Linked DNA regions of Homo sapiens: region 2 is linked to region 1. The links are chromatin loops, found by intact Hi-C in ENCODE. Cell type or tissue: mammary epithelial cell. All regions are shown on one strand. Links, peaks and the distances in the headings refer to the core of each region. The heading gives the core; the rest is flanking DNA. Region 1 overlaps ERC2 (ELKS/RAB6-interacting/CAST family member 2). Region 2 overlaps ERC2 (ELKS/RAB6-interacting/CAST family member 2).

What was found. A loop is a pair of places that touch in the nucleus more often than their neighbours do. Peaks named below come from ENCODE experiments on the same cell type or tissue, not always from the same donor. Only the 100,000 strongest peaks of a DNase experiment are listed, where the experiment ranks them.
Region 2: a loop joins it to region 1, with 4 times the contacts of the local background. A loop is called at or near these places in 5 of 110 quality-filtered maps.

What each region holds. Positions count from the first base shown.
Region 1 is chr3:56,245,546-56,260,865 of GRCh38, forward strand. All of the region lies in intron 3 of ERC2 (ELKS/RAB6-interacting/CAST family member 2), which reads right to left. Among named protein-coding and RNA genes, the nearest start is that of ERC2, 220 kb to the right of the region's middle. RefSeq lists an enhancer at 8,511-9,123. In mammary epithelial cell, for the core only: CTCF peaks have their summits at 6,009 (motif pointing left) and 9,511; no DNase peak of the experiment used is centred there.
Region 2 is chr3:55,808,936-55,824,255 of GRCh38, forward strand. The region is part of intron 14 of ERC2 (ELKS/RAB6-interacting/CAST family member 2); the gene reads right to left. Among named protein-coding and RNA genes, the nearest start is that of MIR3938, 36 kb to the right of the region's middle. In mammary epithelial cell, for the core only: a CTCF peak has its summit at 9,739; no DNase peak of the experiment used is centred there; H3K27me3 peaks cover 121 bases.

The DNA.
Region 1 (15,320 bases), core at 2,471-10,470:
ACACTCTTAGTCATATGATTATTATTTTTTTTTTTGAGACAGAGTCTTGCTCTGTCACCCAGGCTGGAGTGCACTGCAATCTCCGCCTCCTGGGTTCAAGCAATTCTCCTGCCTCAGCCTCCCCAGTAGCTGGGATTACAGGTGCATGCCACCATGCCAGGCTAATTTTTGTATTTTTAGTGGAGATGGGGTTTCGCCATGTTGGTCAGGCTGGTCTAGAACTCCTGACCAGTGATCCACCCAACTCGGCCTCCTAAAGTGCTGGGATTACAGGTGTGAGCCACCACTCCCGGCCCTTAGTTGTATTTTAAAAGCAACAAAATTTCCTTCCCTACCTGAATGCTCCTTTATGAGATAGCTCCAGACATGGCAGTAGATACATACCTTTTAGCAGCTTAATCCCCAAATAAAGGGGATTTTTCATGGCTTTTTCAAGATTAGTCCACCAGCTTTTATGTCCTAAAGTGGCCTATTTCCTAAAAGCGACTTCTTTTATCCTTCCTTAGTGATATTTCTTCCCTAATCATCAGTTTTTCCTCAGATTCTTTAAAAAAAAAAAAAAAAAAAAAACTCATCTTCATGAATTGTCATCCCATAATATGCCAGGGTGATTTAATATTTCAGCTTTTCTTGGCTAATTTATCTTGACTTGACTGTGTTTATTAGGCTCTAAATAAGGATTTCCCAACCTCGACATCATTGACATTAGAGACCAGATAACCGTGTTGTCGAGGGGCCTGCCCTGTGCATTGTAGGATGTTTAGCAGCATCCCTGGCCTCCACCCACAAGCTGCCAGCAGTGCCCCTTCCCACACACACATCCACCTTGTGACAATCAAAACTGTCTCCAGTCATTGCCACATCTCCTGTGGGGGGCACAATCTTCCCCTGTTGACAACCACTGTTCTAAACTTTTTAGTTTCATTTTATTATAATAATAATAAAAGATAACACATATTGAGGTTTACAGTTAGCCATCCACTATTCCAATCATGTTTCCAGATTAACTCAATCCTCACAATGACCCCCATTTTAAAGATGAAGAAATACTCAGACAAGATAAGTGTCTTGTCTAAGGCCACGCTGCTGCTAAGTGGCAGAATGATGTCTTGAACCCGATTCCACTGATGTCAGACCCTTAGCTCTTAACTACTAGACCATTTGGCTTTTCTGAAATTGTTCAAAGTCAACACCAGTAGAACAGGTACAGGCTTTCTCTTTGTCTTCCCTACTTAGTGTCCTGAAGCCATCCAGAAAACCCAGCACACATTTGAGGATTTATCATTTGTATAGCAGGAATTCTCGCATCTTCGCAGAAGTCAAATTCAACTATCTAACAACTGGTGTGGCTCGGCATGGATGGATCCCATGGATGTGGATCATAAACAATCCATATGAGTATGACCAGCCATCTGGTGCCTACAGGATGAATGGAACTCTGCATTTTCCTCAACTAAAGTTTTATTTTGCCCAAGCAGTCACTGCCTTGGGTATGCATTCATAGAGTACCTGCAGGGTGCAGAGAACTAAAAACTGGTGTGGACACTTTAAAAAGTAAGAGATGAGATTCTGCTTTCCAAAATTTCAAATCCCATTAGTAGGACAAAACACCCAGCTACAACATGACATTAAGAAGACTTACAGTGCATCACACAGCAAACATTAATTTCAACTAAGCGGGGGGTGGGGATCCCAACTCTTATGCAATTAAAAGTTAGAATTATAGAATATTTTTCTTAGAAACAACTTTTTAAAAGCAAGTGATCAATCAGGCTAATAATATGTTATGAATATGCACACCTAAGAAGCATATTTAATAAATCTAAAAATGACCTGAAGTTCTCCTATCAATTTGTTTATAATGAATAGTTTTCTATTATGCTTGAAAGTAATTTGTGCTCTTTAATGATAAAAACATTTCCCTTCTGCTTCAGTGTAATCTATTAATTTGCTTAGTAAATGCTTTGCAAAGGCAAACTTTTGCCCAGTCCATACAAACTGGTGCAAATTTTAAATGGTTGGGTTATGTAATAATTATGCTTTCATTAGAGAAATAGTCTTTCTTACAACTATTGAAGACTGACCAAGAATAAAGTGGTGGGTGGGAAGTAACTTCTCAGATGGTTCTAATGAGCCCCTGAGCTGAAAACAACTGGGTAAAGGAATGTCGGTGCATAAGGGAAATGAGGAATGGCTAGGCGCACCGTGGTACAGACTGCAAGCTCCTGGACCCCTGAGTTAATCAGCTCTTCTACCAGCTCCTGCTCTATGACCTTCAGCAAGTTATTTCCTCCCACTGATCTTTAGATTCTTCCTTTGCAAAATGGATTTGTTCAGTGGAACAAATGAGAAAACTCATGTAAAGAGTTTAACATGCTATCTGAAACACAGGACATGCCCAATACCTTTTAATAATAATTGCAGGCATTCCACATGAGGTGACTTTTGAGTTAAGTCTTGGTCTTGATGGTGAAAGTAAACCTATCTTCCTCTAATAATTCTTGTAATTTTTTCATTCCTACCAATTCTTTTCCTTAGTTTGTTGGTTTATTTTTTGTTTTAGAGACAGAGTCTTGCTCCGTTGCCTAGGCTAGAGTTCAGTGACACAATCATAGTTCATTGTAACCTGGAATTCCTGGGCTCAAGAGATCCTCCCACCTCCTCAGCCTCCCGAATACCTAGGACTAAAAGCATGCACCACCATGCCCAGGTAATTTAAAAAATTTTTTTTACAGACAGAGTCTCGCTATATTGCCCAGACTGGTCTTGAACTCCTGGCCTCAAGCAATTCTCCTGCCTCGGCCTCCCAAACTGCTAGGATTACAGGTGTGAGTCACTGTGCCTGGCCCTACTACCAATTATTTTCTTTTAAAAATGGGATTTAGCCACAAAATGTATTGATATGCTGCACGGTCTTCCTATTTATAATCAACATTCAAGATCGAATTTTCCATTTGCTCCTCAGTTATCCCAAATCAAACTGATTTGTTACTCTTTATCTCCTGAATCCTTGAGCTCCCTACTCTGCTTTCAATAGCGTCCCATCCTTGCCAACAATTATGCAAACATTTGCACCACCTCAAATGGCTAAGGCAAAGACATATTTGCTTCTACATGCTTCTTTCCAATAACTAATTCTGTAAACACAATAAAGTACATTCCAGGCAGTGCTGAATTTTTTACAGTATTAGTTATAAACCCCTAAAATAATTTATAATGGAAATTCTGAGATATTCTTCACTACAGAGGATATTGGTCCTAGACCCAGCAACAAAACACGTGTTCACAGGCACACACAACTGTATGTATGCAATACACGTACACAGAAAAGAGTTCTGTTCACTTAACCCAAATTTATTCAGAACAGTTTATGTTATTTATTTTCATGAGTTTTAGACAAGATCTTTTTTAGCACATTACAGAGGCCTGGAGGGGCTTTCTGCATAAAAGACAAAGCCAAGCACTGTTAATGCAAAGTATAGTAACTCAGTGTTTTGAGAAACATGGCCAAATGTATTTGAACATGAGGCCATCAGGCCAAGAAATCTTGGTGTCTAGAGCTGAGAGCAAAATTGGCAGTTGGGTTCTTATTATCAGGAGAATTTCTTGCTACATTGTGGCCACTCAGCTTAGCCCACCTCAACCTTACAAGGATGCATATGCATGTTTTGAAAACATTTAAGATGCAAATATTTCATATCATACATATGCTGGTAAAACATGAGGCATGAGAGACCTGTTTGCAGTCCTTGCTGGGCCACTTACAAAGAATGTGACATTAATTCACCTTTTTTTTTTGAGACAGAGTCTCGCTCTGTCATCCAGGCTGGAGTGCAGTGGTGCAATCTCAGCTCACTGCAAGCTCCGCCTCCCGGGTTCACGCCATTCTCCTGCCTCAGCCTCCCGAGTAGCTGTGACTACAGGCGCCCGCCACCACGCCCAGCTAATTTTTTTGTATTTTTAGTAGAGACGGGGTTTCACTGTGTTAGCCAGGATGGTCTCGATCTCCTGACCTTGTGATCTGCCAGCCTCGGCCTCCCAAAGTGCTGGGATTACAGGCGTGAACCACCGTGCCCGGCCTAATTCACCTGTTTAACCTTTCTAACCCTCAGTTTCTTCATCTGAAAATGTCATAGCAATAGCATCTACACACTACAGGTTGCTGTGAGAATTAAATGAGCTAATACATGTAAAATGCTAGGCACAATGCCTGCAACAGTAAGTGCTCAATATGTATTAACTAAGATTAGTATCCATTTTATCTGACATTTCCATTATAAACCACACTCACAAAATCTGCATCAAATTTCTTTTTTTTTTTTTTTTTTTTGAGACGGAGTCTTACTCTGTCACCCAGGCTGGAGTGCAGTGGCACAATATCGGCTCACCACAACCTCCACCTCCCGGGTTCAAGCGATTCTCCTGCCTCAGCCTCCTGAGTAGCTGGGATTACAGGCGCCCGCCACCACACCCGGCTAATTTTTGTATATTTAGTAGAGACGGGGTTTCGCCATTTGGGCCAGGCTGGTCTTGAACTCCTGACCTTGTGATCCACCTGCCTCCGCCTCCCAAAGTGCTGGGATTACAGGCGTGAGCCACCACGCCCGGCCATCAAATTTCTTAAATGGATATTCTTACACAGTAAGAGTGCACCCACAAATGGTTTTGCACCATACCACCCAAAAATCTAAAGTCCAAAGATAAACTAAAAACTAGGGCCCATGCCATGCTGTATATTATGGAGGAAAAAGCAAAGAAAAATCTCCCACAACATGAGGCAAGAGACAGGAGTAGATCAGATCATCACACTAAGAAAACTGCTATTCAAACAGCTTACCTTTAGGAAGTATGAGAATTTTAATGTCCTTGGAGTGCTATTTGGGGTTCAGGAAGAATCTTTTCCTGGAATAAGATCTAAGAGGGCTTACAAATATTTCACCTTCAAAATGTAGCATTGAAAGAGCAAGATGACACGCTCGCTTCAGCAGTACGTACACCAAAACTGGAACAGAAGAGCAAGCTGAGGCGCTTGTTCCAGAGTTTGGCTTCTCACCCACTCCACATACGCACACATATTCAGGTAATTCAGGAAGCACTTCAGGAAGCCCCCTCATTATATATTTTAAAAGCTCCCTTTCCATCAATAAAAAGGCATACATTTCTAATAGGTAAACATCCGTCAGTTGAACAAACCTGAAGCATGACTATACCTAAGTAAAGTTGCCTTCATTTTCTAAAACTCCTGGGCACACTTAAATGGATGTGTGAAATTCCATGAACTCCAAGTATGGGACGGGGATCACTAAGGTGCTTTAACCTTATAACAGTGAGACCCAGTGAAAGATGGACTAACTGATGAACCCGCAAACCAGCAAAATCTTAATGCCTAATAGCAAACTATGTTGAATAAAGAGCCAATCAAAAATTTACTAGAACATGAAGGAGACTTTAAGAGACCACTTAACACAGGCTGCCTGGAGAGTGAGACCTTCTGAAGGTGCACTGCCATCTAAACACGATAATATTGCAGGGATCCCAAACAAAGTTATACACATGTAAGGGCTGAAGACATTTCTCACCCACCATAGAAACTAAAGAAGTTTCCCAACTGCCACCAGAAACTACAGAAAGTTCCCAACAGCCTCACAATCCAACCTTTCAAGTTGATCAACAGAACAACCCAAATGTCCAGTTAAATTCTGTCTGGCTAAACTCTGTAAAATGCAAAAAAGTAAGACATTATCAGTATTGTTCAGTGAGTTTAAAAGAAAAAAAGCTCAAAAAATCATATACTATTTCAATCTTGGCTGGTATTTATCCCTACAGTTGATACAACTGTTTTATTTTAAATGGATTGTAAAATGTTACCAGAATGGCCTTAAAATCAATTTAATAACTGATCTGCACTCTCCTGGTACACAGGAAAAGCAATGTCCAAAAATGTCCAAAGAGAAACCTGGCAAGAAGAAAAAAATAAATCTCATTCAAGGCTGCCATCTAGTGGGCAAATGAGGTGGCTGTAATGTTGCTAAGCAACATTTGGATGGCATATTTAAAACTGTAGAAATTTGGAGCTAAGAAGAAACTTAGTTCAGTGTTTCCCAAAGTATATTTCTTGATAGCAGGATTCTGCCATCAAATGCATTTAACACATGCTAGGTGAAATGCTGTGGAAAATACATCTTAACCATAGGATATCTCACAGCCTTAAATATGTTAACCTATATTGGAAATCTCTAAACGGAGACGTGGCATTCCGCACTTGTATTCAGTCAGGGAAACTCTTTACTTGTAGATGCCTCTGAACTCCTCATAGAGTGCTGGAGTTTCTCAAAACAATGTTTGGGAAATGCTAATCTAATTCAACTCTTGCCTCCATATTTTACACAGGAGGGCCCCAGTAATTGAAGTAACTGGTCCTCAATTGAAGTAATTGAAGTCCTGGTTCTCAGCGCTGCCTTATAGCTGGTCAAGTTCCATGGCAGGTGTGTCTTTGTAACCCGAGGGCTGGGTGAAAGCAGGAGGGAGGCTGTAAGGTGCTCCCCCTTGCTCCTCATCCTTAGCATTAAAATTCTCCTGTGGGAGGTCTGGAGGCTTCATGCTAAGTGCCTATTAGGCTTGGACATCCTATAACAGTTAAAATATTGATTTTAAAACCTAAAATAATACTTTCCTTCCAAGTTCTTATGGTTATTTTTTAATCTGGCTGAAAATTGATCTTAATGTTATAGTTCATCTCTATACGTTTTATTGTTATAGTTTTGTAAAAACACAAATTAAGAGTGTGTGAGAGTTATTTCTGATGCCTCCCATACATGTTCCATCTAAGGTTAAACCTGAAGGACAACCACAATATCTAGCAATGACTGTGGACATCAAAAACCAAAGTATTACGCATAAAATAATAGCTTTAACAGGGGCATGCCTGGCCGGGCACAGTGGCTCATGCCTGTAATCCCAGCACTTTGGGAGGCCGAGGTGGGCAGATTGCCTGAGGTCAGGAGTTTGAGACCAGCCTGGCCAACATGGAGAAACCCCGTCTCTACTAAAAATGCAAAACAATTATCTGGGTGTGGTGGTGCATGCCTGTAGTCTCAGCTACTTAGGAGGCTGAGGCAGGAGAATTGCTTGAATCCAGGAGGCAGAGGTTGTGGTGAGCCAAGGTCGCGCCATTGAACTCCAGCCTGGGCAACAAGAGCAAAACTCTGTCTCAAAAAAAAAAAAAAAAAAAGACATGCCTTACATTTGCCCAACTGAAGAAAATATTACATGGGATGCTAACATTGGAATTACAAAAGCAGCTTCCAGAGATGTTATTACAAACTATCCTGAAAACTTAAATAGATCTTCACTTGGAAATAGATAGAAAACTTTTTAAAAATACAACTGTGGGCATTGTGCTTATGGGCACCCCAGGGAACCTATGGAGACGTCAGCTATGTAGCAACTTTCAGAGTACTTTGTTCAGGTGGTCCTGGCTAAGTGGTCTCAGGTTCCACATCTTCTAGGGACAGCATGAGCCACAGCCAGATCTCCAACTCTCACACCTGTTCCAGTGTTTTTCACTGCTGTACCTTACCAGCTGGTTATTCTAAGAAGGAATCATGTGTTCACAAACTCTGGCTCCAGAGACCATTCCCTTCTCTCAAGACTGAAAAATGTAATAATAATAACTTAATGAAGATTAAAAATAAATACAAGTAATCCCAGCTTGGTACTTTTAAAATAATTTTGATGGCTATATGATATTCTATCACTGCCAGATTCCTATTTAGAAAATTTTAAGTTTTCTCTTATTTAAAAAAGTTTTACCTTATTTAAAAAACTGTTTAAGAAAACTTACTTTTCTTTTTCTAAAAAAGGGAGGAATTGCTCTCAACTTCTTTAGGCACAAAATGTTTTCTCTACTAAAAATCATCTCTAAAGGATATCTTCCAGAAGTGGAGTTACGGAATCAAAAGGTTAGACTCATTTATGTTGACAAGCTTTTTTCCCAAAATAGTTGTCCCAGTTTACACCAAATTTGGAACATTTTAGCCTCAGTTATGAATGGGAGGCTTGAGAGATAACTGTAGGTGTACAGACCACTTGTGGTTCAGTCCAGGTCAAACATGCACAGCAACTGGAAGGCTCTGGAAATGCTCATTTGTTTGCACATCTCTCAGACTTTAAGAAGCCTCTCCCTATATATGAGATACAAATGCTAAAGACTCCCCAGGTCTGTTGTGGTGGCTCTATAATCCCAGCACTTTGAGAGGCCAAGGCTGAGGATAACTTGAGCCCAGGGGTGCGAATCTGCAACGAGTTATAATCGCACCACTGCAATCCAGCCTGGGCTACAGAGGAAGATCTTGTCTCAAAAAAATAAAATAAAAATTTCCCAAACTCAAAGAAAAGCTCTTACTTAGGAATTCAACCTCAAGGTCTTAATAAGAGTTTAATACCTGCATATAGGATTGGTGTTTCAATGGGATTAACAGGGACCAAAATGCAAAGTGGAAACCAGACTAAAGTATTGTCAGTTAGTTTAGATGGATTGGGAGAGGGCTAGCGCCCAAGTTTCAAACCTGGCACAGCTTTGCACCAGAGAGCTGGCTTGTAATTGCTTTATGTCGTCCCCTTTTATTTTCCCCATGGATTGCTGCGGCATGATGGGATGTTGCAAAGTGACTCTAACAGGCAGAGACTAATTTGAAATACTTCCTTGGCTCCTCACATATTCTAAAGCACCCCCCAACAACTATACTCAGCCCAAGAGTTAACAGCATTCCTTAAGAGCCCTTAAACCCCTTTTTTTTTTCACTTTGAAAATGTAAGTTGATGGAATCCTGCTCGTTTACATTCTGTGTATTTTCTGACAGGACCCGCAAGTATTTTCAAAGGCTCCACTCTGAGTTAGAATTAGCACATTAGGGACAGCAGATTCACTGTTAAGGAGGAGGCCCCACCTCTGGCTCATTTTTCTTTCCTTACCTTGCTCAGAACAGGATTCCCCACATACCAACTGGCCAGCTGACACTGTTGCACATTTGCACAATCATTCATTCATTCATTCAAATATTTACTGTGCTCTTATTATGTATGTGTCAAGTCCCGGGCCGGGATCTGAAAGCCCAAAATGAATGTTGAATCAGTAACTCCAGCCTCATTCATCTATCAGTTGTGTCACCTTGGACAAGTAAGCTAATTTTCCTGAGCCTCAGTTTCCTCAACTGTAAAATGTGGGATAACAATAGTCTCTGCCTCACAATATTAAATAATTGTACATACTTCCCAAATTAAGTGTAATAATATACATAAAGAACATTATATCTAACACCTGTTAAATAGTCAAAGAATATAGTTTAGTCACTAATGTGAAAAAAGAAGATAATAATTTAGCTAATTCCGGTGAAAAATTATTGTAGCAATTATTCAAAGACCATGTGCCAAATATAATGTTTTATTTGGTATACAAATATTATATCTCCATAATGAAATTTCAACGTAGTTCACAATTCTTATTTCCATCCCCTAGTGGAGAATAAAGGGACAACGGCCTTAATCTTGACTTAGAAGTAACACAGTTATCATTTGTTCACACCTGTCCCTGAAGACTCTCTCCTTTCTCCATCTTTTCATCTACCTCTAACTTCTTGACACTGGGAAAGTGGCCTCTGGGGCACACTTGTCCTCTATGGATGTGTGAGAATAGCTGGTGCCATCTACATTTAGGTGTTGGCCTCTGGCATCAACTACTTAAGGCTGTAACCCCCACCACGGACTCCAACAAGGTCCACACACTCTTGAGTCCTTCTCATCCCCATCCTGGGCTTCCCTAGTTTTCCAACTGTCTCAGCTCCCTTTGATAGCTCAAGACCCCGCAGCTGCTTTCGCCACACCACACTGGGGCTTGAGTCCTATAAGGCTGTCCTCAGCCACTACCATCTTGACCATGCAAGAGGCCTATTGAATGTGCATCATCTCATCTCCCTGGGCTGCCCTGGGAGGCAAGCTCATTTACCCTGCTTCTCTGGGCTCCTCCTGAGGAATATACAGCCTAGATACTTTCGAGAAATTTCTGGATCTGAGGAGCCCACATCTATTTCCTTCTTCCCTCACCTGGAATGAGGCAGAGTGCAGGGAATCTCTACTCAGGCACCCATCTGCTTTGCAAGTCCAATCACGTCCCCTTGGATCCATCTCTTTCTGCCAGTGGGTTGAATTCTTTCTTTCCTTTGGGTTGGATAAGTGCTCTCCTGCCATTTAGGCATTCTCTACTCTATGGCTTAGACCCTCACTGTTCAAAATGGTCTGCGGACCAGCAGCATGAATGTCGTTGCCTAGGAGCTAATTAGAAATGCAGAATCTCAGGCTCCACCTCAGACCTAATTAACTGAAAGCTGCATTTGACAAGATTCCCAGGTACATGGTAAGCTCATTACAGCTTGAGACACAGCAGGTTAAAGATAAACTCCAAAACAGTTCCCTCAATGTGGATCTTCCTCTACAAGGACAAGAAAAATCATCTCTCTTTCCACAAGGCTAGCTATGGCAAATCAAACGTAACTTGGTGTTCAGACTACTGTAATTTTTTAAACTCTGTCTGAAAGCTTTAAAGTGAGCCATTACCCCTTCCACAGAACGAAAGAATGCCTATGAATTGCCAGGAGGAGACCTGCAGAGACAACTAGGAACAACCAGTACTTACCATGAATGAAAATCACATTGGTTAATATTTCAAAAACATTAACTTGCTAAGTGCTCATTTCCAACAGGTGATTAAAATCACCTTGAAATAAAGTGAGTACTGAATAACAGAGAGTTGGACACAAAATTAAACTAACATGAGCTGACTGTGGCTCTGAAGTTAATAGCTCCTAATGAGAATTATCTCAATATCCAGGTATTTGAGACAGATTTATTTTCTCTCCTTAACATGTCGAGAGAGTTTGCTCTTGATTTCCAGGAAAACTTCATAATTTATCTTTTCTTTTGTTGTAACCAGTGACTTAATTTCCAGGAATTTTTTTTTTTTTATGGGAGGCAGCCTGATGTAACAGAAAGACTGGACCATGATACGGTTTAGCTTTGTGTCCCCACACAAATCTCATCTTGAATTCTAATTCCCACATGTCGAGGGAGGGACCTGTAATCCCCATGTGTTGAGGGAAGGAAGTGATTGAATCATGTGGGCAATTTCCCCCATGTGGTTTTCATGATAGTGAATGAGTTCTCATGAGATCTGATGGTTTTATAAGTGTTTGGAGGTTCCTCCTTCACTTTTCTCTCTCTCCTGCCGCCTTGTGAATAAGGTGCCTGCTTCCCCTTCTACCATGATTATAGGTTTCCTGAGGCCTCCCCAGCCATGCAGAACTGTGAGTCAATTAAACCTCTTTCCTTTATAAATTACCCAGTCTCAGGCATCTCTTTATATCCATGTAAAAATGGACTAATACAGGCCATATGTTTAAATACTTACTTTTGTGACCTTGAAAAGAATTAACCAGCTTCCATATCTTTTAAATGGGGGTAATAATTCTACCTCAGAGGGTCACCATGAGGATTAAATGAGATAATGTATGTAAAACCACTGGAATGAAACAAGTGCTACCCACCCCCAATCTCTTCTAGGTTTTCGATTCCAGGTGATCTTCCGGACACCTCCAGATGACTTTCATCTATATATATCTAAAATTGTGCTTGGTTCAACAATAAATCCCATCCTCTCTGATTTAAAATACTGAAAATTCATTTCCAAACATATGTTCCAAGTTTCTGCCCTAGTAAAGTGGCAAAATATTTCAATTCTTTTGGTTTATAATACACATTAATGCATCATGGTTACAGTCTTCATCAGGGATGGCAAGCTTGAGAACCACCTGCAGTTCAGGCAATTTAACTTACGTCAAACCAAACAGCCTCATCCTTATCTGCCCAATGCTAAGGCTCCATTTCCCACCCTGAATAACTCTAGCAGCTCATATTTCACTGAAGTTACAAAAACAGCAATACTTGAGGAATTTACCAAGCAAAAGGCCATTTTCCATGGCATCACGTTCAAGGCCAAATTAATGTGTTGATGCTTTCACAATTAGGACAAATATAGAGGATTTGGCACATTTTGCTTTTCGGCCATTGCCTTGCATGTATGACATTCACTCCATTAGTCAACTCCAGTCATATTTTCTTTTTTTAAATCTGATTCTAGCACAGAATGAAGTTTATCATCTTTGTCTACAAAAAAGGGGAAATGGACTGCCAGAGATGTAAAAGCAATTCCCAGCATGTTAGTAATTACAGAGGTTTATCCTGGCTTAAAAATTCTCATCAAGGATTTTTTATTTTTTAGGTTGGAGACATCATGTCACAGTACCAGCCACTTCAGTTCACAATGGAGATAATTAGACATATTCAGGGTGACCTTCTCTCTCTTCTGAATGCGTCCCTGTGCTTTCAGACCGGCAGCTTATACACAATTTTTTAAGTAGGATAATCCTTTCATTCTTCATATCAAGTCATGCACAGAAGCCTGAGAGCAAAAAGGGCAGCCAAACTCCTCTGGATGCAGCAGGACTAGGGGGCCAGATGCCCTGCCCTGCTGGGTCTCACCTCACAGCAGATCCTAGACTCTAGGACCCTGCAGTGCACCTTTAAAACTCACTGACCAAGATGATCTAGACTAGGGATTGGTAAATTCTTTCTGTAAAGGGCCAGATAATAAATATTTTCAGCTTTGAAGGCCATACAGTCTCTGTCACAGCTACTCAGCTCTCTTGCTATAGCCTGAATGCAGCCAGAGACAATGTGTGAACAAATGGGTGTGCTAGTCCTCCAATAAAATATGTACTGGCCGGGCGCGGTGGCTCACGCCTGTAATCCCAGCACTTTGGGAGGTGGAGGCGGGCGGATCACGAGGTCAGGAGATTGAGACCATCCTGTGAATGGTGAAACCCCGTCTCTACTAAAAATACAAAAAATTAGCCGGGCGTGGTGGTGGGCCCCTGTAGTCCCAGCTACTCGGGAGGCTGAGGTAGGAGAATGGCGTGAACCCGGGAGGCGGAGCTTGTAGTGAGCCAAGATCGCGCCACTGCACTCCAGCCTGGGCAACACAGCGAGACTCCGTCTCAAGAAAACAAAACAAACAAACAAACAAAAAACTTTATGTACTAAACCAGGGAGCTGGCTGGATTTGGCCCATGGGCTGTAGTTTGCCAACCCTGATATAAACTGGAAATGTACCTTTGTTCACGTGATATTCGAGATGGAGAAGCAGCATGTATCATAGAGAGTGCCCCAAACTCCACTTTGTACAACTTAAACTTTGATTTATTTTCATTTTACCCCTAAAATTTACCAAAGTAGTTAATATAGGAAAATTGTATCTCTTTCATTCACCAGGTAGCTGCTTTGAACCTTAAAACTATGTTTTTCTTTTAATTAATTAATTAATTTTTTTTTTTTTTGAGACTGAGTTTTGCTCTTGTTGCCCAGGCTGGAGTGCAATGGCATGATCTCGGCTCACAGCAAACTCCACCTACCAGGTTCAAGTGATTCTCCTGCCTCAGCCTCCTGAGTAACGGGATTACAGGCCTGTGCCACCGTGCCTGGCTAATTTTGTATTTTTAGCAGAGACGGGGTTTCTCCATGTTGATCAGGCTGGTCTTGAACTCCCAACCTCAGGTGATCCACCCACCGCAGCCTCCCAAAGCTCTGGGATTACAGGAGTGAGCCACTGCCCCCAGCCCAAAAAACTATGTTTTTCTTTATAAATCATGATCATCTCAAATGTAATCTTTCACACACAGTGCATTTTAATTCTTGGAAGATGTACGTTCACTGCAATTCTATAGGTCAACCCGCCTTACCGCAAAAAATATATTTCATAAATACCATATAAAATTAGGTTGTGTCCCTCCTCTCCTGTGTAAGTAGCCAATTTTATGAAAAATTGAGCAGAATCAAAAAAGTTTCCTTATAAAAAACATTATATCAGAGTGACTGGGGACACAACAGGTATGGGGGAGGAAACGTGGGTTTTAGAATAAGTTTTGATATAATATCCCAGATACCCTCTAGGTTATTATATTATATATTTATAGTATGTAATTCTGGTACAGATTTGATATGATATGATATGATATGATATGATATGATATGATATGATATATGATTCTGAAAACAATCAAACAGAGCCCCTGCCCTAAGGGACCATGGAAAGGGCTGCCCAGAAGCCTTGCTTTTTCCATGTGGCCATTCTCAGCAAGCTAGGCCTGACTGGTACAAGGATGAAAACTGACCCAAGCTGGGCTGCCTCCCAGCTTTTGGCTGGATCTATAAAAGGTAAATTCAAGAGCTATGGGTTGGCTGATGTTACCACATAGACCCAAATGCAGAAAAGGCAGGAGAGATGGAACCCCCGATAGGCTCGGGTTCCCACCACCAGCGCTTCCTCAGGGCCAGCAGCACCCAGCACTTGGATTCCATAAGCTTCCTTTTCAGTGAAAACTCATTTTCTAATGTTGCTAACTAGAGTTTCTTGCAACCACAGAGTCTGAACTTTTCATACACTGCCCTGCCCCACTTCTCATTCCACCTTTCCAGCCACACTGCTCAGTCTTCTCCAGAGAGAATGAGAATTTGCTCCCTCAGTCCACTTGGTCTGCAAGCGGGGAAAGCAAGCTCTATGAGAATGTTGTGGGGGACCCTCAGGAAACCACTCCTCCCCGTAAGTCCTGGGACTCTCTGCCACTGCCAAACATCTTCTTATGGGAAGCAGATGAGAATAACAGACTTTCTATAAAAGTTAAGTGAAAAGCTTACCAAATAAGGCAAAAAAAAAGGTTGAATGAGATGTCGCCAAGGGCCCTTAATTTCTGTACCAAGTGAAACAATTAAAAAACAGGAGAACATCGCCCCCGCGCCCCAGCCCTGGAACAGCAATTCACAGTGGCTCCCAGGGGCTTGGCTGCAAGCTCAAGCAGCCCTTCTGTTACCCACCCAGAGCTGTGGGAGGTGGGCCAGCTCTGGGGACAAGCACTGCTCACTTAGTTGAAGCATCCTTCCTTCAGTCAAACCGAAGATGGCAGATCCAGGTTTGGCTCTGGCCATAATAGCTCCAGAGCCTGTGTTATTAACCGCTATGCTCCACCACTTCCCTCTGGCTTCTCCTCCTCCCTCCATACCCTGACCTGTCCAACCCATGTTCCACTCCAGATCAGCCTTCCTTAGGAGCAGCTTTATTATCATCACTTTCTTGCTGAAACCCAGCAGCTGCATCTTGTTCCCAGGCCAATTCTCAGAATGCCAATTTGATTATGTCCCAGCATGACCCACAACCC
Region 2 (15,320 bases), core at 4,868-12,867, 430 kb before region 1:
TTTATTTATTAACTTCACTTAGTTGTCTACTAAGAAAAATGGTATGAACAAGTAAGATATTTATACCTGGTCTGGTCAAATAGCAGCTATGTCCCCCAGTGCAGTCTTTTTAAAAAAATCCTACAGAATTCTATGGCTTTCAGAAATAAGATGGAAAAGAAAGGAAGTACTAGTTACATTTAGAGTCAGATGTAAAGATGCATCATAAACAAAATTCACTTTTCTGTTTCAAATATCCCTGTACCTTTTAAAATTGATATATAATATATGTACAGTGTTTTGGAATACATGTGGTGTTTTGTGGCATGCATAGAATGTGTAACGATCCAGTCACAGCATTTAGGGTATCTATCACCTGGGAATTTATCATTTGAGGACATCAGTCTAGGCAAGGATTATATGGCTAGTATCTGAAAAACACAGGCAACAAAAACAAAAGTAGACAAATGGGACTACATTAAACTAAAAAGCTTATGCATAGCAAAGGAAACAATCAACAGAGCGAAGAGACAACCTGTTGAATGATTATCTCAATAATAATACTATCTCAGTAGTATTTGCAAACTATTCATCTGACAAGGGACTGATATCCAGAGCATATAAGGAACTCAAACAACTCAATAGCATAAAAATTTTAACTTGATTACCTCCGTAAAACAATAAGAAATAAAATAAAATAATAACCCCATTAAAAAGTGGACAAAGAACATAAAAGGATATTCCCCAGCACTTTTGCAGGGCCATTTGTCTATCAACACAACCAAAGTATCAAAGTCCCCACTGGGCTTCCCTACAAGCTGGTTGGCATCCGTGCCTCAAATCACAGAGGTTTGTGGTAAGAAATTAGCTGGAACAACTGCTGGCCACATTTTTGATCCCCCAAACTGCAGGGAAAATGCATGTATCAAGTGTTTTCAACACATTTTCAGATACACCAAATATGTTACAATAAAGAGCATCTCAGGTAGAGGAAAACAGTTTTGTTAGTTCTTGAGTCTAGTGTCAAAGGGGCAGGGAAGGCTTACACATGAAAAGCAAAGATGTACTTCACATTAAATAATCCACGATGACAAGATTTTAAGGAGATAAGTCCTTTTCTTCACAAGATATGTTTAACTCACTGGCATGTCTACAAATCATCAGGCAACTACTGTACATTTTAAAAATCCATCTTAGTCCTCCATTCATGAAAACATTTTCATATTCTGACATGTGCAAATATCCCTGCTCCTTTTTTTTCTTTTTTGGTTACACACAGAAATCATATCATAGAAGAAAATCCAAAATATAAAGATAAGGAAAAATAAAAACAACAAACTATAATGTCATCAACCCAAAATAAATAATTTTCAGACACTGGTAAATATCCCTCCAAATATTTCTATCTTTTTCTCTCATGTCTTATTCCCCTCTTCTCTCCTCCAAGTATATAACACACAGACATACACATCCTAAAATGAATGCACACTCTACATAGTAACCTGAGTTTTTTTCACTCAGTGATATATGTAGAAGGTCTCTCTCTCCCTCTTTTTTTTTTTGTTTGAGACGGAGTTTTGGTCTTGTTGCCCAGCCGAAATGCAATGGCATGATCTCAGCTCACTGCAACCTCCGCCTCCCAGGTTCAAGCGATTTTCCTGCTTCAGCCTCCCAAGTAGCTGGGATCACAGGCATGTTCCACCACACTGAAAGTTTTGAACTTTCAGTAGAGACAGGGTTTCACCATGTTGGCCAGGCTGGTCTCAAACTCCTGACCTTAGGTGATCCACCTGCCTTGGCCTCCCTAAGTGGTGAGATTACAGGCGTGAGCCACCACACTTGGCCTAGAATATCTCTTAATGAAAATAAATGCATATCTATATGATACCTTAATGGGTATATTGTTGTTGAACAAATAAGAGATGTCTCTCCTTCCCTCTAGTATCATAAATGATTCTTTAATAGATGTGGATATCCATGTACCTAGATCTTTATGTATCTGTCTAGTAGTTTCCACAGGCTAAATTCATAAAAGAATAGTCACACCAAAGAATATAAATATTTTAACGTTTCAGAAACCTACAATTCCCATGTTAGGAGGAGTGCTGTTCAGAGCTGTCAGAAAGAACTTGGTGATACGGAAAGGTTCTATATCTGCACTATCTGATACAGGAGCCACTATCCACATGTGGCTAACATGCATTTAAAATGCCATTAGGATTAACTTTTAATTTGCTTTAATTTTAATTTAAATAGCAATACATGGCTAGGGGCCACCATATTAACATCACAGATTCTAGATCAAGTCAGTATTACTTGAACTTTTAAGAGTAAATGTGCCATATCAAGCATGCCTTTTCTTAATTAATCCCAAACGCAACCTTGACATTAAAGAACATCATCTTTCCTATCAAAGAGCTTTTAGGTACTCTCTCTCTCAAGTGGTCTTCACAGTACCTTCTGAGAAAACAAGGGCAGGCGTTATTTTTTTCCATTTCATACATGATGAAAACTGGAGATCACAGAGGCAAAGTAATTCAGAGTAAGTTAAAAGAGGCAAATGGCACACAGTCCATGTTTTCAGCTCTTTGTCCAATGTTCTTTGCTTATAAAATTAGTCTACATTACCTGAGCCTTACACAGATGGAGTTCTGCCAAAACTGAGCTCAATTTCTTGCCACCTAGCCTTTGCCTATGTGGTTCCCACTGCCAGGGATACTGGTCTTGTTCCTACTCCTTTGCCTACCTACCTGCTCTTTATCTTCCAGAAATCAGCTTAGATATCACCTTGCTTCCTCCAGCAACCTTTCTCTGACTATGCACCCCCAAGGCCTGTGTTACGTATCCCATTCTCAAAATTCTGTAGCATTCTATTCTCACCCTAGGCATAATACATTTCTTCCTTCCTCACAATTGCCTATTTGTCTTTTTTAAATTTAATGTTATTTTATTTTAAGTTCCAGGATACATACACAGGATGTGAAGCTTTGTTACATAGGTAAACGTTACATAGGCCATGGTGGTTTGCTGCAACTATCAGCCCATCACCTAGGTATTCAGCTCCACATGCATCAGCTGCTCATCCTGATGCTCTCCTTCCCCTGCCCACCCCACAGGCCCCAGTGTATGTTGCTCCCTTCCCTGTGTCCATGTGTTCTCATTGTTCAGCACCCACTTATAAGTGAGAACATGTGGTGTTTGGTTTTCTGTTTCTGAGTTAGTTTGCTGAGGATAATAATTGCCTATTTCTTTATCTGAAATCGGAAGCTGTGCTAAAGCAGGGGCCATGCCATTCTTGTTTACTTCAAGACCTTCAGCAGCTAGCAAGGTACCTTCTCCCATAGAGGGGACCTCGACAACCACTTGCTGAAGCAGTAAATAAAAGTATAATAGAAGAAGGGACCCCCACAGCATGTTTGTTATCAAAGAGCAAGTATTCTGAGGTTGGAAAAATAACTTCAAATAATCCATTAATGTGATACTCAAAAGAATACATAATCAATTATAAATATAAACTAATCCATCACGCAAATACTTGTTGTGTATCCATGATGTTCCAGACATTGGATTCCAGATTCCAAAGATACAATAGAGAATAAGAGAGTCACAATTACTGCTATAATCTGATGAAACAGGCAATCCACAGGGCACCCAACTACAAGTGGGAGGAGGTATGATGAATGAGCTTGAGAGGGCAATCAAAGAGAACAGGAGGGAGGATCTACTTAAAAGCGGGGGAAGGGAGCATTCCAAGCACAGAGAGTTTGACTATTTTATTAAAAGCTTGGTAATAATAAACACAAAACCCAGGGTCATGGGTGTATCTCAGGGCAAGGCACACAATAGGAGAGGGGGAAACCCCACACAGACATAATGTTATAATTAATCTGCTGACTCTTGGTGTGATGGTCAGTTTGTGTTTGTGTGTACGTGTGTGCATGCATGTGTGTGCATGTGCACGTGTCTTGCATGCTGCCTGGACCAATGATGACAGTATGGCATGAATCAAGTATCATGGTGAAATTAACTCCATAACCTAAGGTCCATTTGAAAGACGAATGAGTGCCAGGCACTGTGTTAAGCACTGTACACTTTCTTATTTCAATTCTCATAAAAGTCCAATGAGAAAATACTGTCATTATCCCTATTTTGCCTATTAAGAAACCGAAGCACAGAAAAACCAAGTACCTTGCTAATGTCCTATGGAAAGCAAATGTTAGGAGTTGTACCAAGGCAGCTTGACTCCAGAGCCACAGTCTTCTAAACCACTGCTATACAAACCTTCTCAGGCTATACTAGTTCGGTTACCTATGCGTCCAATACAGTATAGCTAGGTTCCTCCTAGCCACACTGGGCTATTTAAATTTGAATTAATTAAAATTGAATAAAATTTAAAATTCAGTTGCACCAGCCATATTGCAAGCACTCAGAGGCCACGTGGAGCAAGTGGTTACCCTCCTGGTGAGTGCAGATGGAGAACTCATCACCACAGAAAGTTCTACTGGACAGCCCTGGCCTACATGATTGCAGAATCAAGAACATAGCTCAGGTCAGCTCATTCCTTGGTTCTGTGCTCGTTCCCTTACTCCACACTGCTTCTCAGTGATCTTCACAGTCCTTACAGAATCTGTGCTCAGGAAGGTCCTTTGAAAATCTGCCCTGCACTGAGCTGGAAAGGTACAAGGTGACTGGGAACTGTCTGACCAGGTAGCCAGCTTTCTATGCTAGCCTTCTTCTCAGTACTGGCTATTTTTTCCCTAACAAATGAAGAAATAAAAATTATGTAACACAAAAATGTTCAGCATGTGTAAATAGTTACACAAGAGAAAATAAAAGGCTTGCCACAACACCTTCAAAGAGCCAGCCTTAATATGAATGCCAAATTTTTATCATTCCTTCAAAATTATTTCTCCTATTAAATGCAAGTCCCTCCATTAAAGCCACATTGGCTCATTTAGTCAACCACTCTCCTAGCCTTAGGCAGCACACACTTTTCAACTTCTTCTCATGTAACCCTCTTGGCTACTGGGAATGCTACAAAACCCACTTCAAAGCATGTGAAAGGCGGGAACAGGATCTACATGGCCAAAAGGAAAAGATTCCAGGGATGAAGTAAGATATGAAGTTTGGAGAGGAAGATGAAAGCATTTATAAACATTTTTGCAAATGCATTAGTACCAGCAAATTGAAGATGAAACAGAATGAAAAACAAAAATCTAAGTGTATCTCTGGCATTCCAATCAAAAACTCTTTCCAGGAACCTGATTATTCAAGGGTCCCAAAATTCAGGAAGATTTAAATTAGAAGATTTTGGTTCCTAGACATGCATAATCCAACCTTCAGGGTTATTTCATGTACATTTTCTCCTTTTGATTTTCATGACAATCCTATACGATACACAAAGCCAGTGGTAATATACTCATTTTGCAGGTAAGAAAACCAAGACGAGTCAAGTTTATAAATTGCTGGAGAATCCACATATGATCTAGGATCAAACCAAGATTTCCTGCTGCCAACTCGGAAGAGTTTTTGCTCTGCTGTACTGCATTTTAACTTTATTTTTACATTTTGAAGTATGAATCACATTCTCTACTCTTCCCTTTCTGTTCAAATAGGGCTTATGTAAAGAAAGCCTTTGAAAACCATAGCTCAGGCATGAAATAACTAGGGAAACAGAAATGTTGGCTGAGGTGGTCAATCTTTCTATAGAAGTAGTTACATGACAGATGACAAGTTGTAAGATATATGTGGGGTGGTAAATGTGGGCTATTTATTTACAAGCCTGCATGAAACCTGGATTAATATATGGCTCTAGTCACTCTTCTCCATGTTCCACATGAAAGCATTTTTCCTGACCCTCTACTCCTTGTCAAACTCACAATCGTGTGGCACATGCTGGAACTCAATGGATACCATGCAATGACAAAGTCATCTAAAATAGGCATGGTGTTTGGCAAGAAGTCTGCTCTTTACCCCTCTGTCTGGTTAAATCTTTCTCATCCTTTAAGTCTATGGTCTAGACAAGATACCCCATCCAGAATCCTCCCTTGATTCCTTAGCACTCTGACCCCTATTGTAGCAGCTGCCCATCCCATCTTACTGGGGCAGTCCACTTGTTGTAATCCCCTGTTTAGTCTGTCTCCACCAACAGACTCTCAGCTCCAAAAGGCAAACTCTTTAAATACTGGAATGGGGCCTAACATAGAGCAGCCACCAGTAATGCTTATTGAACAATTACTTCAATAACTTCAATTAGGGTTCAAATATACCAAAGATGCCCATTTAGAAATGCACTGAGACATCTACTCTTAGTGGGGTGTCATAGGCAGAATCTTGGCCCCTGTCATTTTGTTCCCTACTGTTACACCCATTAATATATTATGTTACCTGGCAAAAGGGACTTTGCAAACATAATTAAGGTCACTGACGAGCTTTGCCTTTAAAACAGGCAAATTATCCTGGATTATTCTGGCGGGACTAACATAATCATCTGAGTTCTTAAAAGCAGAAAAGGAAGTGAGAGCGATGTGAAGCATAAGAATGCAGTCTGCCATTGCTGAGTTGAAAATGGAGCGGCCACGTGGAAAACACAAGAAGGCAATCAATTCTGCCAACAACCAGGAGCTTGGAAGGGGAGCCTGAGTCCTGGATAAGGACTGCAGCCTCAGCTGCTTAACCGAATTTCAACCTGTGAGACCCTGAGCAGAGAATCTAGCTAGAATTCTAACCTACAGAAACTGAGATAATAAACATGTGATATTTTAAGCTGCCACCTCTGTGTAATTCGTTATGGCGGCAATAGAAAACTAACGCGGGGGATTCCCCAGATGTAGCGGACTCTAACCCAGGATTTGACTGTAAGACTTCAATTGGAAAGTTGACAGCCTTGTCAAAACTGGTAAGGGGGTAAAGAAGTGAGCCAGAAAAGGAAAGGAAGCCAATGCAAAATGCCTTCGTGAGTAAGCAGGTTACCACTCTAAGAAACGGAGCTCAGTCCCACTGGGAGCCTCTGGAAAACCTACCAGACTGCCTCAGGTATCTTCTTAGAGGGTAGGCAGCTGGGATTCTGCTCCACCAGTTCTCACCTGGCATTGGTGGAGGACTGCTCCCAGGGACTTTAACTCTGCAGCACTCTAGCCTTTTTATATTTTCTTCTCCCTTGCAGTCTTTCAGACTTTCAGAGGAAAGCAATCTGATAACATAATTCCTCAGAAAGTATTAATATGACTTAGAGAAAATGTGCAATGGTTAACCTTCTCAACAGTGAATCCCAAATGGGGGAATTTTAAGCGTGTATCGGATGGGAGAGGCTTTCCTAGTCTCCCTACTACATCTCCCTACTCCCAAGCCTCCATCCCTACTTGCTGCTGCATCTGCTGGCAAGGCTTGTCTGTCCTGAAAGCTGCTGAAAGTTAGCATTTACTAGTGACATCACTTAGTGAATATGAGTGTGAGCCTTATCAAAACTGTGACCCATGTGGCCCCACTCCATACCAATGTGCACATCTTTAACCACTTTGGGCATCTTGAATGAAAGCCACATAGATACAAAGCATTATTCCCATTTACTAGTAATGATGGTAATAAATCCAAAGAACAAGAACAAAACCTGATGCTTGGGGACATTCTGAGTATGTAGCAGACTCCTTGAAGGAACTCATTTCTTAGCACAAGCATAACTGCACTTATGCCAGATGCAATCTCATTTCCGCACATAATTCCCATTGTTTTAAGACAATTCAAATCCCATCTTTCCTCAGAGGAAAGGCTGTGATTGCAAAACAGGAGTTTTTTACAGCAGGGATAAATTGGGTTATTCTACAGAACTATTTTATCTGGGGAAAACAAAAACAAAAACAAAAAAAAACGAAAAACACCCCAAGCAGGCAAAGCAGGCCTAAAGGAGACTCCTGTAGGTTGCTATGGACAATCAGACCTGGCCAGGTAGAAATTCCTTACATAAATCCTGAAAGAGACTTGAAAAGATTTTCTGCTGTCTGGCATGTGCAGCAGTGCAGAGAAAGTGACGAGTGAGCTACCTGACTGTCAAATGTGTCAAGATTCCTCAGAATATTCACATCAGAGGCTAGTCTCAGGCTCCACTGAGCACACGATGCTTCAAATAACCACTTTCAAAGGTAAGGCTTGTAGGACAGGAGGGGGTTTCTACCCGTCTCCAATAATGTGGGTTATTCACTACTTGCTAGACCCTGGTTTAAGCACCATTCACGCAATAACTCACAACCACCTTCTACTATTATTCTTATCCCCATTTTGCTCCCAAGTGAGGCTCTTGATCAGGTCACTTTCCCAAGGTCAAAACAACTGAGATCTGAACCCAGCTCTGACTTGCTACTCTGGTCCCTGTTGCAATCATTTCCAAGCTTTTAGTGTTTCACATCTAACGTGCACAGGTTCAGGAAACAAATGGCTGAGCCTTTCCAGCAGTGAGGTGGGCAGCCCTCTGCTGCCTCTCAGCCTTGACTTGTGCCACAGCATCCCCAATTGGACACTCCTGAGAGTTCACCCAAGGGATGGGCGGCCTTCAGCTCATCACGTCTAACCTCTCCTCTTTCATTCTAGAAAGCATTTCAGGTTGCAAATAAGCGATATTTATATTGTCATAAGAATAACCCTGAATTGACTCATATATTTATTAGAAAGTCAACTACTCCCAAACCTCGGTTGAGGCACTAATGTGTAGGGGTTATCTCCTTGGGCTCAGGGGCCAAAAGAACTTCTGAATTCACCTGCTTTATTCACAAGTCACTTGCAAGGCAAAGCAGTTAAGTTATCTGAGTCTCAGTTTCTTCATCTGTCAGGTAGACCATTTTATAGTATCCGTTCATGGTGAGGATCAAATGAAATAACGCACGTAAAGAGCTCTGAACAATATCTGGAACACAAACAGCCTTCAGTAAATGTTAGTCTCATTATCACCATTATCATCTTATTATTTTCTGTAGTGGCAAACCTCCAGCTGATGAGGACAGAGCAGCTCCAGGTGAGTTAAAGGAACAGCCTTCCAGTTCTCTGACTGGATGAAGTCTCAAACTTGGCCTCTCCTTATTGACCTTTCGAGCCAGCCATTTGACTGCTTGTCAGCACCTCTTTCACGAGGCACCTCACTTCTGGGGGATCATAAGTAAGATTTAAGGTCTGAACGATGGGACTGTCAAGTGAAATTCCTCCTTTCTTTTGGCAAAACAGCCAAGACCTTCCAGAGCTGTCCTGGAAGGAGACCATACCCTGAATGTTTCAATACATTATGGTGACATTTATGCAACACGGATTCTGTGTGCCAAGCTCCACACTCAGAGCTGGGGCCTCACAGCCAAATCAGCCTAGTCCCTGCCCTGGGTAAAAGCATAGTGAAGTGCCTCTCATTTCATCAGAATAGAGTAGGAGTCTGAAATAGTCAATAAATCCTAAAAGTCAGAATTAAAAAACAGTACAGTACTACTAACTTTTATACCTCGATGAATGATATCAATGTATATCTCACTCCAGATCAAATATTCAGCAATTATCAAATGCTATTACACTGATAAGATTTCTATGAAACACACAGTACAACAGTATAAGAATGTTTCTTCTTTCAAAAGAAAAACAGAAACACAGAAGCTGACCTTCTGCTCAGATGAATCTAGGTGTGAACTCTCACTGGCTACTTGCAAGCTGGGATACTTAGCAAGTGACCTAACTATCTTGACTTTGTTCTCCACTTCTGCAAGATGGAGGCATTGACACCACCAACCACAGAGGGGTGCTACGTGTGTGCAATGTGACAAGGCAGCTGAAGCACTTAGCACAATGCCTAGCATTCACCAATTGTTAGAAATGCTTCTTATTTTTAAAGTGCCTCCAAACTCACTACATAGATTCACTGGCAACAATTCAGCAAAGAAACTTCTAATGGATTCAGAGAAGGAATACGTTTAATATTTTCTAATGGAAAGCATTTCAGAGTTAATGTATATAACTTGTTTCCGCAAGTCCACAAGTATCTTTATGTCTACTTGGGCACATAGGAAGGAACAAGCTTTTACAGATACCAGAGTACCTTGCAAGATTGGCTGGCACTGGTGCAAGCTAGTGTGGGTCACTCCATAGAAATTCATTTTTCTGCACTAGCTCTTAATGGTCCTTCTCTGCTGGGCATTTTCGGCTATGGTTTAAAGTAAATGCATTCAAATAAACATCTTTTGGTGCCAGAAATGCCATGGGCACATACTTTTCTTTCAATGGTCCTGGGAAGTGGTTTGTTAAACTATTGTTCTCGATTAAAAACTCGTGTGTTTGTTCAGTCCAATATGGGTCACCGCTTTGAGTGAAAGATCCCTTGACATGGCAAAACCTCGACTTGTGACAAGCCAGTGCCAAGTATGTCTTAACCAGATGCAGGCCAGGGTTTGATTAGCAGCCACTGAATTCCATGTAAAATCAGATAATGATGGTTTTTCGCCTTTCTGTTGAGCAAATATCCTCAGCTTTTAATCAAGTCTATACATGAAAACTCCTCTATAAATAACTTTATGCAGTACAATGGTTTTAAAACTATGGTTCATCTCAACTTTCCTGACCTTTGACTGCTTAATCTGAGAAGAACCTGTGCAATACCAACTAAAAATAAAGGAACTACACTATTTATTTTGGCAGATTCCATAAAGATATAATAGAGGGACATGTGGTGAGTGGAAATTCTCTACCACACACAGAGAGAAAAGAAAGGAAAGGCTCTGGAGCCCATTTTTGTTCTCCCACTTGTGGGATAGCATCTATTAGACAATGATGATATTAGGACGGCAGAGACAAGTGCCGCTTTGGAATGCTGCACCAGACTCCATGGCCATGCACAGAAGCCTTCTCTGCCCCGTTTGATGTCCAAAGGGTCCAACTCAAACCTGGGAAACATGAACCTTTTCAGAGAGGCTGGGGTCTCAGCCTGGGCTTCCTCTCCTTTCTTGTGGGTACAATTTGGGCATCTGAAGTTAATTACTTGCAGGTGCATTTTGGCTGCGTGCAATGGAGGGGGGTTCCCAATTAGCCTCTTGCAGGTGTAATTAGCAATTTCACCTCACTTTGAGGGGGCAAGTGGATAATTGTGCCCATGAGGTTGTTCCTAAAGGGGTCTAGCAGAATGCCCATTGCAGACTGCTGTCTGGAGAATAAGCTCCATGAAATGGGATGCTGAGCATTCAGGAGTAAGTGTCAGGTGTCCACGTGGGGTCTAGAAGTGGAGCCCCACATGGAGGGTGGGGTTAGGAGTTCCTTCTGGTTCTTCACATCCATAAAAGAGAGTGGAGCCACAAAACAGCATTGAGAAACAAGGACCTCAGGCAGACTCTCTGAGGCATAAGGGAGTAAATACTTTGGCCTGATGACATTGAGTAATGCAAGAAAAACTAGCTCAGAACGGGAGTGGACCAGAACTACAGAATTAACATTTTGTAGAACAAAAAAAGCAAAGCAACTCAGTGAAAATAAATTATTATTAACTTTGCCATAAGCCTTACACTTAAAGTGTTGTCACAGAAATCAACTCACGTGAGCTCATAAACTTAGTTATAATATTCAAAATTTTAATAACAACACTTACTGAGCACTTATGGTGTCTGACCTTATTCTGAAAGCGTGTGTGTATTCAACCGATGCTCTTAACAGACTGCTTTAAAGACTCGCTCTACCCATTTTAAAGAAGATAAATTGAGGCACAGGGAGATCAGGTAGCATACCCAAGGTTACACAGCGAGTAAGTAGTGGAGCCAGATCTCCAAGCCGGGCAGGGCACCAGATAGGTCACTACTCTGGGTGAGAAAATGTTCAAACAAGAAGATGGAATCAGGGAGTTGAGGCTTGCTCTGCAGGATGCATCTATACAAAATCATTAATTGCTTCATTCATTTGTTCAACCATCTGATCACTCAAGGAACATTTAGTGAGCCCTGGGCCAAGCTACTGCGCTGGCATAAGTGTAACGGAGAGGGAGACAGCCTTCTTAGCCCCAGTGTCAGGCTAATGTTTTATAACTTGAAGGTTTCCTTGGCTGCTTGTTCAGTGTTGGGAAGAAAAATGGGAGAGAGCAAGAGAAGAAGGAAGGAAACAGAATGAGGAAAAGAGACAGGTATGAAGGGTGCTAGAGCGTGTGAAGAAGGGGTAAAAAAAAGAAACCTTCAAAATGAGTTTTTCTTCTGAAAATGAATCCTTTTATGAGGGGGAGAGGAGAAACCACATCAACTGAACAGTGAGATTAGACTGATGAATGTGGAGGAGAAACCCTACTGTTCCTCCAGATGATTGCTTGCTTTAACAAGAATAGGTGTGCAATAGGACTGCCAAAAGTTATTCCCCATGTTAAAATCTGAAAACCAAAATGACCCCATCTCTGGCTCGCCGGCCACTGTGGTCTGTAGAGGGGCTAATTCTGAGCACTTGAGTTCTGGGAAACCCATCAAACACGTGGAAATGAGCTTGATGAGAATCGCTAGATGTGAAGGGGCTGAGTGCTACTAAGACAAATTCCACTGCCCCATTCCCTTACTGACCAACCACCTATATTTTATCATTTTTATTGAAGCACACTTTACCAGCGTCATTACATATTAACCTGTGTTGAGATTGAAACAGAAGATTCACAGTGATGCACCCTAAAGGATGTGCAAAACTTGAGAGAACACCAGGACCAAAAGAAACCTAACTTGTTTTCTGACAAAGCTGATGGTCATTCTAACAAGAGCTGATGTAGCATGCATGCAAATGTCTCACAGGGACCACCATTCAGTCCTCATGATGAACTTATGAACAGCTATGACTCCATTAACCTAATAACACCTAATACATACATATTGAGAGCTTCTGTGTGTCCCACACTGTGCAAGGCCCTTTATGGAGACTATCTGATGATGGAGAATATCTCTCAATAATCAGTAGATTACCATAGGCTGGGGCTCAGAGAAGTCCCACACCTTGCCTAAGGTCACACAGCTGGCAGGTGTCAGGACAGAGAGAGAATGTGTACATTCAGGTGTGTTCATGCTATGCTCCCAGCATTCACATGGAGTTGGTTAAAAAATGATCTTTCCTTTGATGTTTCCTAAGACTTCATTTAAAACTTCAGATTTTTTTTTCTTTTTCTGAGAGGGTGTAAAGGATATTTTCACTGTAAAAGTCCCCTTTGCTTTACTGGTTTCATTAAGTAGCTGGGCATTTATTCTATTGGCTTATTAAAGCCTTGCAAGTGTACATTTTTAAATGTTCTGAGATTTGAAATTGACATGGTGCAGTTGTTCAAGAGATTGTGAACTTGGCATAGCGTTAGTCATCAAAGAAGTTTTGACTTTGGCATGGTGATAGTCTTCCAAAATATTTCCTTTTAAGATCCTCACTTATTCTAAAAAGACTTAAAATCAACTAACACATGGGGCCTGTTTCTGAAATTTATGTTGCTACAATATAATCTTCAAGTTAGTCCTTTAGGGCTAAGACCTGTTACACCCCTTAATTAAATTATCTTGTTTTATTATGTACAGCAATGAAAGTAGGGACTCGGTGACCCACTCAGTGAGCATGCTTAATTGGTTTTTTCATCCTCATCATGGTTCTTATCACCAGCTGGACTGTTCTGACTTACAAGAATTTTTTTTTCTTTTTTTTCTTTTTTTTTTTTTTGAGACGGAGTCTCGCTCTGTCGCCCAGGCTGGAGTGCAGTGGCGCAATCTTGGCTCACTGCAAGCTCCGCCTCCTGGGTTCACGCCATTCTCCTACCTCAGCCTCCCCGAGTAGCTGGGACTACAGGCACCCGCCACTCTCCTACCTCAGCCTCCCGAGTAGCTGGGACTACAGGCACCCGCCACTATGCCCGGCTAATTTTTTGTATTTTTGGTAGAGACGGGGTTTCACCGCGTTAGCCAGGATGGTCGCGATCTCCTGACCTCGTGATCCACCCGCCTCGGCCTCCCAAAGTGCTGTGATTACAGGCGTGAGCCGCCGCACCGAGCCCCAAGAATTTTTAATAGCCATCATGCTGCCTAGACTCGTCATGGCAAACCCCTTCTTCTTTTTCTTCATTCGCCAATCACACATGGCTTTGCCAATATCATCTGGGCTAAACTAATGAGGTCAGGAATTGTGCAGTGCCTTTCATTTCTATTTTAAAAGACATGAAGGAGTCATTTGGCCTCTTTGTGCTGAGTTAGTAGAGCAAAACTGGGTCCACTCAATTACATTTTAAGTCCATTGTAATTGAGCTGGCTTCATGAGAGAGCTGGCCTCATGAGAAAGCTGGCCATGGGCACTCACCCATCTGAGTGATTTGAAGTGACCTCAGAGAGTTCACTTGCTCCAAGGCTTTAAATTCCCATCATTCAAGCTGGACCACATGCAATGTTCTTTTAAAATCCCAATATCCTCCCAGAGGGAGTACATTTTCTGCCTTCATAGTGTTCACCTCTTGTCTTTGTTATCCCAGTACCCTTCATACTTTGGCAAATGGCCTTCCTACCATACCCTGCTGTCCTGGTAAACATCTTAGGCATGGGTCCCCCTCCTCCCTGTCTCAGGGTGGGCATTTTACCCAGCCTGAGTCATTCATAGTGCATGCCCCTCCTCCTCCTCACCCCCACAACAAATGATTGGTTTAGACATGGGCTTTGAGAGGGACGGAGAAGGAAGTCAATGACCTGGCCTACTGGAATTGAGAAGCTTTCTCTAAATCCATAGATGAGTAGCCCAAATGCAAAAGAGGGGACACAGGGTATGGCAGATACTATAACATACTACTTACTAAACTCATTTTTTCTTCTTCCTGGTTTCATTTTCCAGATCCCATCGCTCCCATAGGGAGCCATATGACTGACTTCTGTTTAATGAAGAGTGAGTGAAAATGACGTGCCCCACTTCCAGTACAGCCCTCAAATTCCCAATTGTATTAGTTTACTTGGGCTGCCATAACAAGATACCACAGACTAGGGGACTTGAACAACAGAAACTTATTTCTTCACAGTCTGGAGGCTAGACATCCAAGATCAAGGTGTCGGCAGATTCAGTTTCTCCTGAGGCCTCTCTCCTTTGGCTTGCAGATGGCCACCTTCTTGCTGTGTCCTCACATGGTCTTTTCTCTGTGCACATGTAACCCTGCTACCTCTATGCATGTCCCATTTTCTTCTTCTTCTAAGGATGTCAGTCATATTGGATTAGGGCCCTCCTGAACAAGCTAATTTTAACTTAATTTTCTCTTTAAAGACCTAACCTCTAAACACAGTCATAGTCTGAGAGACCAGGATTTGGGCCTACAACATAGAATTGAGGGGGTGGCCAAAATTTTGCCTCTAATACTATTCGTG